Regions from separate parts of the Homo sapiens genome. Here region 2 is linked to region 1. A link is a contact called in ENCODE Hi-C or POLR2A ChIA-PET data. All regions are on one chromosome and are shown on one strand. The core of a region is the stretch at or near the end of the contact, and the rest is flanking DNA. Distances in the headings are between cores, read along the strand shown. Region 1 has its middle 22 kb from the start of LINC00205. Region 2 has its middle 18 kb from the start of COL18A1.

Region 1 (5,960 bases), core at 2,141-4,640:
AAACATCTGCATGGAGGTGATTGTATGGAAATAAATGTTCACTTCCTTTGGGTAAATGCCAATAAATGTAATTGCTAGAATGTATAGTAAGAACACATTTAGTTTTGTAAGAAACTGCAAACTGGCTTCCAAAGTAGCTGTGCTGTTCTGCATTCCCACCAGTGATGAGTGAATGCCAAACTTTGCTCCACACCCTCACCAGCATTCAGTGGTCAGTGTTCTGGAATCTGACTTCCTAACAGGTGTGTGGTGGCATCTCATTGTTGTTTTAGGTGCATTTCTTACAATCTTTACATGTGCTTCTTTGCCATCTGTGCATCTTCTCCAATGAAGTGTCTGTTCAGGTCTTTTGCCCATTTTTTAATCGGGTTGTTTGTTTTCTTACTGTTGAGTTTTAAGAGTTCTTTATATATTTTGGATAACAGTCCTTTATCAGATGTGTATTTTGCAAACACTTTCTTTCAGTTTGTGGCTCATCTTCCCATTCTTTTGACTTTGTCTTTTGCAGGGCAGAGGGTTTTAATTTTAATGAGGTCCAGCTTATCACTGATATTTTTTCATGGATCAGCCTTTGATGTTGTACTTTAAAAACATCACCAAATCCTAAGTCATCTAGATTTTCTCTTGCGATACCTTCTAGGAGTTTTATAGTTTTGCATTTGACATTTAGGTCTGTGATAAATTGTGAGTTAATTTTTATGAAGGTTTTATGGTTTGTGTCTAGATTCATTTGTTTTTTCTGCATGTGGATGTCCAGTTGTTCCAGCACCATTTGTTGAAAAGGCTATCTTTAGTCCATTGCACTGCCTGTGCTCCGGGGTTGAAGACCAAGTGAAGATATCTGTGTGCATCTGTGTGCACAGTGCTCTCCAGAGAAGCAGAGCCAAGAGGATTGGTGGATGGATGGATGGATGGATGAATGGATGGATGGATGGATGGATGGATGGATGGGTTCATGTGTTCGTGCTGTCACTGGGCCCGGAACATCCTCCCCACACACCTCCACCTGTGGACATGCTGTGTGTGTGTGTGTGTGTGTGTGTGTGTGTGTGTACACATGTGTACACGTTTTCCTGGGCCACTCTGGTGTGGGTGTTGATGGTGAGGGAGGCTGCATGTTTGTGGTGGAGCAGAGGGTGCATGGGAACTCTGTACTGCCTGCTTGATTTTACTGTGAACCTAAACCTTCCCTAAAAAGTAAAGTCTATTTTAAAAAGCGAAGAAGGACAAGCTGCGTTAATGGACATGCCTAAGAAAACTAGAGTAAATGAAGCAGGAATAGCGAAATAAGTCAACGGAGCAGAGATGAGAGGGCAGGAAAACACGCACATGCATGTTTATATGTGTGTGGTTACATGAGAGAAAGAGAGAAGTTTATTCTGAGGAGTTGGCTCACATGATTTTGGAAGCTGAAAAGCCTCACGATCTGCCATCTGCAAGCCAGAGACCTAGGAGAGCCGGTGTTGTGGTTCCAGTTTGAGTTGAAGGCCTGCACATGAGTGGGGCTGTGGGTTCAAGTCCCAGCTGGAGGACAGGAGAAGGTGCCACCTCTCAAGCAGTCAGGCAGAGAGATAATTCTCCCTTCCTCTACCTTTTTGTTTGTTTGTTTTGAGATGAAGTTTTGCTCTTGTCGCCCAGGCTGGAGTGCAATGGCGTGATCTCTGCTCACTACAACCTCCACCTCCCAAGTTCCAGCGATTCTCCTGCTTTAGCCTCCCAAGTAGCTGGGATTACAGGCACCTGCCACCATGTCTGGCTAACTTTTGTATTTTTAGTAGAGATGGGGTTTCACCATGTTGGTCAGGCTGGTCTCGAACACCTGACCTCAGGTGATCCGCCCGCCTCAGCCTCCCAAACTGCTGGGATTACAGGCATGAGCCACTGCTCTGTGATGGGCTGGTGGGCAAAGGCCTATCTCGCATCTTCAGGAGACTCTAAGCCTCTAAGGGTGCCTCTGAAGCCCTGGAGGAGCCTTCTCAGAGCCATCTGAGGCTTCCTAAGTCCAAGGGCCAGGGAGCTGACTCATCCCTGCTCCCTGGGAGGAGAGGCAGGTGCCAGGGGGCCAACCAACGGTGACAAGCCTCCCACAACCTCTGCCAGGTGGCGGGTCTGTCTCCCGGAACTGCAAGCCTCTGCCTCCAGAGCAGACCGGGCAGCTGGTGGACACGGACTTACCTGGGCTGACCTGGGCTGAAAGTCATCTTGGGACAGCAGAAGCGGATGAGTTTGTCTAGGCTTCCGCCCTTCTGCAGGCTCTGGGACAGGCCAGGGTGCCCAGCCATGCATCAGGGTCTATGGGTCTGCTACGGAGCAGCCCGGTTCTCCGATGTCCTCACCTGGCTTCTGGGGATTTGGTCCTTAGGGTGGCACCTAGGAAGCAGAGGCCGGGCTGAGCTCGGGCACCGCCATCCTAGAGCTGCCCCCACCTGCCCAGCTCCCCCAGAACACCCTCCCCACCCACCTCCACCTGTGGACATGCTGAGTGTGTGGGGGCTTGTATGTGTGTATATGTGTGTGCACATGTGTGGGCACATGACTGCATATGCATGTTTTGCATGTGTGTACACGTGTGGATGTGTGTGCACATGGCTGTGTGTGCATGTGTGACTGCAAGTGTGTGCACCCGTGTATGGATGTGTGTGGATGTGTGTTCATGTGTATGGATGTGTGTATGGATGTGTGTGTGCACATGGCTGTGTATGCATGTGTAATTGCATGAGTGTGCATGTGTGTGTAAGCATGTGCATGTGCACATACGTGTTCCCAGAGTGTCTCCATTACCCAGGATGGTGCCTGGAAGGGTGTGCAGTCCCATCTCTAGCCAGGGCCACCCCTTGCAGTCCAGGCCTAAGGCCAGCGTCGCTCACAGGCCCTGCCCCTTTCGTCGACAGTATCTGGGGATCCCGGGCTCTCCAGGGCGGGCAGGCTGCCTTGGGGATGAGAAGCGGCTGGTTTCCCGGGGGCAGCCCTTTGACCTTAGTTGGGTCACTGCCCCCTTCTGGGATTCCGTCTCCTCTCCCATTTAAGGACAAATAGGTCTTTCCCATGTGAGATGCGGTGCCTGGCCAGGGCAGGGATGCAGATATTGACCCTAACTTTGTTCAGAGGCTGGGCTTCCCCGGCCCTGAGCCAAGAGGAAGCCCCGTCCAGAAGCCAGGAAGCAGCAGCAGGGCCAGCCCTGGCACTGCCCAGGTCTCCCCACCTCGGCTCTGCTCAGCGCTGGCCTGGAGAAAACAGAACGGCAGCTGTCGGGGCTGGTCCACGAAGTGTTGTTGTTTTGTTTTTAATTTTCTGATCAGGGTAGAGAGAACTAAAAGTTCAGGAAAAAACAGGTATTTTTGGAAATGGTAAAAGCCGTGACTCATCACTGGTAACTCATCTTCCTACAGATAAGTCAGACGAGCTTTTCTCTGAGCAGCTGGAATGTCCCCTAGTCCTCAGTTTTGTGAAATTTGAATAAAATACGCTCCTTTGGGTCAAGGTGAGAGTCTGCATGTGTCCTGGGGCTGTGGTAACAAAGTGTCATGAGCTTGGTGCTTTCAGCATCAGAAATGTGCTCTCCAGGTCCGAGGCCGGAGTCTGAAAGGAAAGTGTCACGGGGCCACCTCCCTCCAGGGGGCGCCAGGGGCTGCCAGGCGGATCCTTCCTGCCTCCTCCAGCTCTGGGAAGCCCCGGAGTCCCTTGGCTGGATTGCGCCCTGTTCTCTTCTCTCTCCTAAGGACCCTTGAGATGTCATCTAGGTCCCCCCTCCAATAGACCAGACCCTCTCCTTGCCTCAAGAGCCTGACCTCACCTCACCCACAAGACTCCCTCTTAGACAGGGTCCCATCCACAGGCTCCAGGGGTCAAACACGATGTAGGGGCGGCTAAGCTGGAGGAGGGCCAAGGCTGCTGGGGGGCACCAGTGCCGTGGACTTCAGGAAAAGGGTCCCTTGCGGGAAGAGGGGATCAGCCGCCACCCTGCCCACGGTGCCACAGGACCCTTTCTGCCCCCCAGCGGCACGAGACAGCAGGCAGGCAGCAGTTGTCTGCAGATGGCAGCCTGGGCTCAGGAAGAACAGAGCGCCAGGCCCAGCCCAGCCTGCCAGGCACTGCCCCAGGTACTCTGGCCCCGCCGGAGGCCCCAGCCTACAACTGAACTTCGGCTCCACATTTCAGACCCACGATTTTGCAATCTCCTCCAGTGTTTATCAGAGGCTCTCCCCACTGCCCCAGCACACTGTAAACTCCCAGGGCCCACCCGGCTCTCAACTGTGGTTTTGAGGGCAGTTTCAACAATGCTCCCAGTGCGGGTTTGTGGCCAGGCAGTTCACGGAGCTCCCACCGGCTGCCATTCCTCACACACCAGGACATTCCCTCCTGCTGTGCCCAAATGCATCTTGGGTCCCACTGTGCGAGGACGAGAGTAGGGCACGGGCAGCCCGTGAGTGGGGCAGGTGAGAGATAGACCCTGAAGTCCCACTGCCCAGCAAGCCCCTGCTGTCATGAGGCCGCAGCTCTGCTGGGGCTGGCCGGCTGGGCTGTGGGCGTGAACATGTGAGTAAATGTCCTTAGGGAATGGGTTGCGTGTCTTCACTGTTCCACACAGAGCATTTCGTCTTTTTGTGCATTTCTACGTGTGCATTCCTGGTGTGTATTTGCACATCTGCCATCTGTGTGTGTTCTGGAGTGTGTCTGTACACGTATGTTCCTGGTGTATTGTTCATGCATATTCCTGGAGTGTGTCTGTGTATGTGTGTTCCCGGTGTGTATTTGCACATGCATGCATATTCCTGGAGTGTGTCTGTGCACGTGTTACTGGTGTGTATTTGCACAAGTATGCATATTCCTGGAGTGTGTCTGTGCACGTGTGTTCCCGGTGTGTATTTGCACAAGTATGCATATTCCTGGAGTGTGTCTGTGCACGTGTGTTCCCGCTGTGTATTTGCACATGCATGCATATTCCTGGAGTGTGTCTGTGCACGTGTGTTCCCGCTGTGTATTTGCACAAGTATGCATATTCCTGGAGTGTGTCTGTGCACGTGTGTTTCTGGTGTGTATTTGCACATGCGTGCATATTCCTGGAGTGTGTCTGTGCACGTGTGTTCCTGGTGTGTATTTGCACAAGTATGCATATTCCTGGAGTGTGTCTGTGCACGTGTGTTCCTGGTGTGTATTTGCACATGCGTTCATGTTCCTGGAGCATGTCTGTGCACGTGTGTCCCTGATGTGTATTTGCACGTGCACGCATGTGTGTGCTTGTGCACCCCGGCTCCGTCTTCCTCTCGTCCTCTCTGCCCGCCGCCCTCCTGGGCCAGACTCTCCTGTTCTGAGTGGAAGGCAACGAAGGCCTGGGTTGCACAGGCCCGTCTGGGGTCACAGGCATGTCAGGGCCGCCTGCTCCTAAACCTCCTGCACTGAGATGGGAATGGGAGGGGAGGCTGGCGAGGGCTCCTTCGGTTCAGACGCCTCCTCCCAAATGAACGGCAAATGTCAAATGCAGCCCTAAGGAAAATAGTTCCCACACCTAATCATGTCCGGGAGAGGTCGGTGGGGGGGCGCCGGGAGCACATGCTGGGTGGGAACAAGGGCCCTTTGTGTGCCATGGGCAGCTGTGGCCGCAGCAGCGAAGCTAAGTGGACCGGCTGTCTGGCCGCCTGGCTGCCCGGAGACAAGCGCTCTCCTTGTTGCGTCAGCGCCCGAGCCCAGCCCCTGCCTGGGCTGCGGGGGAGTCTGGGACACTGGCTGCAGGGAGGGGCACGTTCTCACTCGTGGAACATTCTCAGGCCAAGACAGTCACAAATGGGGTCACTTCTGATGGTGCTCAGCTGCCGCAGCGGCGAGCCATGAATCGCCCACGCTAGCTTTGGCTGGGGCAGAGTCCTAGGGCCTGAGTGAGAGATGAAGCAGGAGGGACAGTGGACCAGCCAGGCTCCCTGCGAGGTCCTCCCCATGTCACCTGAGGATGGGGCAGCAAGGGT
Region 2 (5,960 bases), core at 1,706-4,205, 78 kb before region 1:
GGTTGGGGGACGTCCAACCAAAATCCCAAAAAGGTGTTCCGTGAGAATTGATGTGATTATTCTAAAATGCATATGGAAGACTAAAAAAACAGGAATAGCTAGGACACTTCTGAAGAGGAAGGGAGATTTTTCCACCGCATGTTGGGATTGTTAAGAAATTATAGCAGTGGAAGTGATGTGAGATTTTTGCCTGGAAAAACAGACGGGCACCAGGATTGGACAGAGAACTCAGGAACAAATTTTTGTGTGGGTGGAACCAATGGCTTTGCAGGTTGGTGGAAACAGGGGAAACCTATCAATCAGTAGAGCTAGAAAAAAATAGTTGTCCATATGGAAAAAGATGAAAGTAACTCCCAGTGGATTAAGGATTTAAATGTCAAAAACAAAACCGTAAATTCTAGTTAGAAAATGTGGCCGGGCACAGTGGCTCACACCTGTAATCCCAGCACTTTGGGAGGTTGAGGTGGGTGGATCACGAGGTCGGGAGATCGAGACCATCCTGGCTAACACAGTGAAACCCCGTCTCTACAAAAAATACAAAAATTAGCTGGACGTGTTGGCAGGTCCCTGTAGTCTCAGCTACTCGTGAGGCTGAGGCAAGAGTATCACTTGAACCTGGGAGGTGGAGCTTGCAGTGGGTCAAAATCGCACCACTGCACTACAGCCTGGGTGACAGAGTGAGACTCAGTCTCAAAAAAAAAAAAAAAAAAAAAGAGAAGAAAAAAATGGTAAGTGGCTCTCTTTTAGAGGGTGTGTTTGGAAAAGATTTCAAAAACATGACACACAAAGAAGCAGAGGGCATAGTCAGAATTGATACTCTGTGAAGACTTTAAAAAGGAGATGATTTACAAAGGCAAAGGCAGGGTTTGTGGAACTCAACACAGGACGTACAGTGCCCAGGGCTACTAACTCATTTATTAGAGTCCGAGAGGGTGCTCCAGCAGGGTGAGCCTACAGTAGTGGTCCAGTGGGGGTGAGCCTACAGGAGTGGTTCAGCAGGGCGAGGCTACAGGAGTGGCCGTGCTCAGTGGAGGACTCACTTGTTTATTAGAGTCCGAGAGCGAGCTCCAGTGGGGTGAGCCTACAGGAGTGGCCGTGCTCAGTGGAGGACTCACTTGTTTATTAGAGTCCGAGAGCGAGCTCCAGTGGGGTGAGCCTACAGGAGTGGCCGTGCTCAGTGGAGGACTCACTTGTTTATTAGGATCCGAGAGCGAGCTGCAGCGGGGTAAGCCTACAGGAGTGGCTGTGCTCAGTGGAGGACTCAACCACTACAGCGATCGGCAGGGAGAAACCCAGGGGAGTCCATTCCCCCGACCTCGCCCTGCGCCCTGGCCCTGCCTTCCTGCTGGGGCCTCCCTGTGGATGAACCTGGGGACTGTGGGGAGTGCAGCTTATGGGCCTGAGGGTGGGGAGGAGTGGCTGCCCACTCCCCATGTTCCCTAGTCTGAGGGGTTTCCTTCCTGAGGGGCTCCTGGGCTTCAACACGGCCTTTGCTCCCTACAACCTGTGAGGCCAGCAGGGTGGCTTACAGGGCTGGTTTCTATGCTCCAGTGTGGACCACGGCTTCCTCCCACCCCAAGCAAGCCTGCCTGTCCTCTTCTGGCCACCCTGGGAAGGGCTGCAGTGTCCAAAATAGCTTCAGAATTCCTTAGAGCCAGAGAATGCAGGGCTTCGGACAACAAAGACCTCTGGGGACAGGGCAGATGTCCCTGAGCCTGGATTCCTGCCTCTGACGTGACCTCCGACTTGGGATTCCCAAGACAAGGGTCAGTGTGGGATGATCCTTTTAAGGGAAGTGTCCCCCTTGGGGTCAGTGAAGTCGCTCCTGTGGTGGGGAGTGCTGTGGTGTAGATCAGGCTCGCCCAGCAGTCCCTCCAGTGGAGGCTGAGAGGCCTTCCCTCTTCTCCCAGGACCAGGGACAGTGTCCAGTGGACATGGAGAGAGCAGGAGGGGCGGGAGTGGCTTCCAGCTCCTGGCAGGGACCATGGCCAGCCCCATCCCCATCTCCAGCCTGGGCCTGGGCTGCTTGCCCATCGGTTGGGTTCATGAGGGCTCAGAGCCCCTGAAGTTTTCAAACACATCCTGATTCCCAAGAGCCGTGATTTGCTGTGTGACCTCGTTCTCCCGGCACATGAGAGGCATTAAAGTTCACGTCTTTCATTTCCTTTCATGCTCAGTTTGCCTCTGGTGAGCAGGGGCTGATTTTTGCTGTAGAACCTTCCAGCACAGACAGGGAGCCCATACACATGGGCTTGGAGCCCCATGAGGCTGCCATCACATGCCAGTCAGGGTTGTTAGTGTTGAGGTGAGAACACGCTTACGAACACACACATGAACACACACTCACATACTCCCACATTCACACACTCACGCACACACAAACGAGACACCAAAGCATGGCTCGTTCTGCCCCCGCCCAGACACCGTGTCAGGAAACTCACGTCTCATTGCTGTGACGCTGTGACGTCCACCAATGACCGTGGAGGTGCCCTGAGTATTGAATCTGGGTTAGGGTAAATGCTAGTAAGTAGGCAAATTTGCCCATGAATAATGAGGCTCGACTGTGTTTTACTTGAAGAAACACGTAGGAGCTAGAAGTAAATGGAACAGCATTCAGGAAGGCAACGCTGTTTTTCCTGAACTCACACAACATCAGGGTCCCAGGGTCCCCGCACCCCGGCTGCCAGGCCTGGCAGTTCTGGGCTGAGCAGTGCGTCTCTGAAGCGTCCCTGTGATGCGGCTTCTGCTGGTCTGGGTTCTACACTGAGAGAACCTGCTCTCATCGAATGGGTGCCTCAGGTCAGGCTCTGCAGAGAGCCAGCTGGGGACCTGCCTTGTGTGTGAGAGCTGCATGGAAGCTCCTGGCACAGCCCCGTGGCAGGAAGGGAGCGATGCAGGAAGCCCAGGGCCGTCTCTGCAGGCTGCAGCTTCTTCCAGGACAGCCTCTTCCTGCAAGTTTCAAAGTCAGTTTCTGTGCACATGAAACCGGAGTCAATGAGGCTGAGTTCCAGCACAACCAAGCTGCCCCCGTGAGGCTGCCTGATACCCAGATGTGTGTGTTTAAAAGAGACATAAGGCAAGATTTGTCACGGGATGAATCATCTTCCATGCTCCTAGGGGCAGCTAATTTTAAAGTAGCCAGGACTGTTTCAAGGTCACGGTGACCCTCGTGGGCTGTGTTATTGCAAAGTCAAACCGGAGAGAGCGTGAGAGCGTGTCCGGGACAGAGTGGATCTGTGGATGCTCCTGACTTTGAGAACGTGTCCGGGACAGAGTGGACCTGTGGATGCTCCTGACTTTTTGCACAGATGACGTCAATGTTTAGGCTTCCCTCCCGACGTTAGTGTCCACCTCAGCATCTTTCACTTGCAGAGCACGTAATGGAGCTGCAACCTAGAAACAAGGAGGTTGAGGTTCCTCGAGGTTCCAGTAAAAGTGCTCCTGAGAGCAGCTCAGGTGTGTATGTCCCCAGCCCTGGCTGGCCGGACACAGCCGGTGGGACAGGAGCCCGGCAGGTATGGGCCAGCTCAGGCCCAGCCGCTGCCTGCCTGGAAGCTGTGTGGCCTCCCCTGTCTGCCTGGGCTGGCCAGGAGCTCACATGGAAAGGGATGCACCTGACCCTGCAGTGCCGGTTCCCAGGGCAGTTGGGCGACACGCAGTGAGCTGCACCCTGGATTCCTCACATAGCTCAGGAGCCTCGGCGTGTGGCTCTGCAGAACCAGGGCCCCTGGAGCACACTTACCCGCAGTTTAAACTGCTCCTGCTGCTGGGGGGCTGGCCCTCTCCCACCCTGGGGTCGGCCGTCAGAGCCCTCCACAAGGAGGGAAGCAGGTACTGATGACATCTGGGGGAAAGATGGACTTTGGGGGTCGGCCCTCAGAGCCCTCCACAGGGAGGGAAGCAGGCACTGATGACATCTGGGGGAAAGATGGACTTTGGGGGTCGGCCGTCAGAGCCCTCCACAAGGAGGGAAGCAGGCACTGATGACATCTGGGGGAAAGATGGACTTTGGGGGTCGGCCCTCAGAGCCCTCCACAGGGAGGGAAGCAGGCACTGATGACATCTGGGGGAAAGATGCGGACATCTGGGGGAAATATCATGCAGAAAGTGGCATTCGTCTGCCTCGGAGTTGGCGTGGCTGGGTGGCGTGTTTCCCATGTCCCAGCCAGTGCGACTCAGCCCTCCCTCCGGCGAGGCACGCAGGCCTAGCACGCTGCCCGTGCGGCTCACGGAGAGGCAGCCACGTGTGGTGGAATCAGTCCACAGGCCTCTCGAGAGCCACGTCCACCAGCCTAGGACCCTCACTCGGCCTCAAGGCACTGCTAAAGGCCAAGGAGGGGTCAAGCCTGCTCTTCTGATCTAGACTGGCCTCCCCCGACCAGGAACACCTGCCTAAAAGCACCCCCTCACCAACAGGGAGGGCCCTGCCTGCGAGCGGCATGAAGTCAGGGTCTCCCCTGTTCCTCCCACACTTCTTCCCCACCCAGGCTCCCGCACTCCCTTGGGCAGGGGTGCTGGGCTGGGTGGATCTGCCCAGCTTCTGCCCTGCTCCACTCCCCCTCACTACCTCCCTCTCTAGCTCCTTCTGCATCTCCCCAACGCATCTCATCGCCACCCTCACCTCCACCTCCCTCCCTCGGCCTGTCTCTTTCTTCTTTATCAAGCCACGAGTGGCCTCAGATGCGGTTACAAACCTACTGGGGCTGGCAGGCCATGGAGACGGTCTATGACGCCAACCCCAGGTGCACACAGGGGAGCTGAGGTCCTGCCACCATGACTTGGCCATGGTCACAAAATCCCCGAAGGAATAGAGGGAATAGAGCAGAGGTCAGCTTCTGACCCCCAGAATGACTCCTGCGGCCGCCTCCTTGGCTCTGGCAGTGGAGAGAAGGGGCTCCAGAGTGGGTGGGAGGTTCTGGTGGAAGGCTTTGGTGAGAGAATGCAGATGGGGCCAGATGTGCGTCCTGCAGGAGCTGGAGCTGCTGGAGCTGGGTGGATGGGAAGCACGCCTGCCCCAGCCACACAGCCCGACCTAGCGCACGGCTCCAGGGAGGCAGGGCTCCTCCAGGCCACTGAAGGGTGCCCTGGAATATAAGGGGCACTTTCCCCTCCTTTATGGAGGCTTCCGTGCCTCAGAACATAAGTTTTCTTTTGTCATTACTGAGAAAGCTCATTTTGTTATGGGAAAAATGAAACCAGAGAATTTGTTCAACCAGGAGCTGTGGGCAGATAAACAAAAACACACACCAGCCGGTTCTAGGCAGTGGGACGGCGCCGCGCCTCCCCGAGACCCCAGTCAGGGCGGCACACACATCTGCACCTGCTGTTCATCAACAGTGACAGGCATGTCCAGGCCGAGCACACCAAGGTCAGGGAGGGCCTCTGGACCCACTTTCTTCACCACGCGGCATTCCTGGCCTTCCGGTATTGACGTCGTAACTGCGTTTCTATTGGCACCACTTTTAACTGAGTTATAGAAAATCAGACACTTCTGTCTCAGGAGACAGATTTCCGACCACTATTTTTATTTTATTTTATTATTTCACCTAGAAATTTTGCCAGCTGGGTACGGTGGCTAACGTCTATAATCCCAGCACTTTGGGAGGCTAAGGAGGGGGGATCACTTGAGGCTGGGAGTTCGAGACTAACCTGACCAACATGGCGAAACCCCGTCTCTACTAAGAATACAAAAAATTTAGCTGGGCGTGGTGGCACGTGCCTGTAATCCCAGCTACTTGGGAGGCGGAGGTGGGAGAATCACTTGAACCCGGGAGGCGGAGGTTGCAGGGAGCCAAGATCGCACCACTGCACTCCAGCCTGGGCGAAAGAGCAAGACTCCGTCTCAAAAATAAAAATAAATGTCCTCTTCAGCATGAATGTAGCTGTTTTGATGCTTGTGGCTTCGGTCATGCACAGGGCACAGGCTCCACCGCATCTGACCACCCCCCGGCCCTGCCCCC

The links. A loop is a pair of places that touch in the nucleus more often than their neighbours do. ChIA-PET counts read pairs that join two places held with the same protein, here RNA polymerase II (POLR2A). Pooled maps may share reads with other maps.
Region 2: a loop to region 1 is called in a map of CD4-positive, alpha-beta T cell, with 2.9 times the contacts of the local background. The contact joins two enhancer-like sites. A Hi-C loop is called at or near these places in 3 of 168 maps with a recorded cell type or tissue (CD4-positive, alpha-beta T cell, IMR-90 and left ventricle myocardium superior) and 1 of 50 pooled maps. POLR2A ChIA-PET finds 5 or more read pairs at or near these places in 3 of 52 experiments (Caco-2, H1 and activated CD4-positive, alpha-beta T cell).

The regions. Positions count from the first base shown.
Region 1 is chr21:45,306,866-45,312,825 of GRCh38, reverse strand. No RefSeq gene overlaps it. Among named protein-coding and RNA genes, the nearest start is that of LINC00205, 22 kb to the right of the region's middle. RefSeq lists enhancers at 5,001-5,806, 5,807-5,960. Within about 2 kb of position 3,390, at least 20 of the 41 ENCODE cell types and tissues checked have a DNase peak (open chromatin) inside an H3K27ac peak, as active enhancers do.
Region 2 is chr21:45,384,146-45,390,105 of GRCh38, reverse strand. No RefSeq gene overlaps it. Among named protein-coding and RNA genes, the nearest start is that of COL18A1, 18 kb to the left of the region's middle. RefSeq lists an enhancer at 885-1,696. Within about 2 kb of position 2,955, at least 13 of the 41 ENCODE cell types and tissues checked have a DNase peak (open chromatin) inside an H3K27ac peak, as active enhancers do.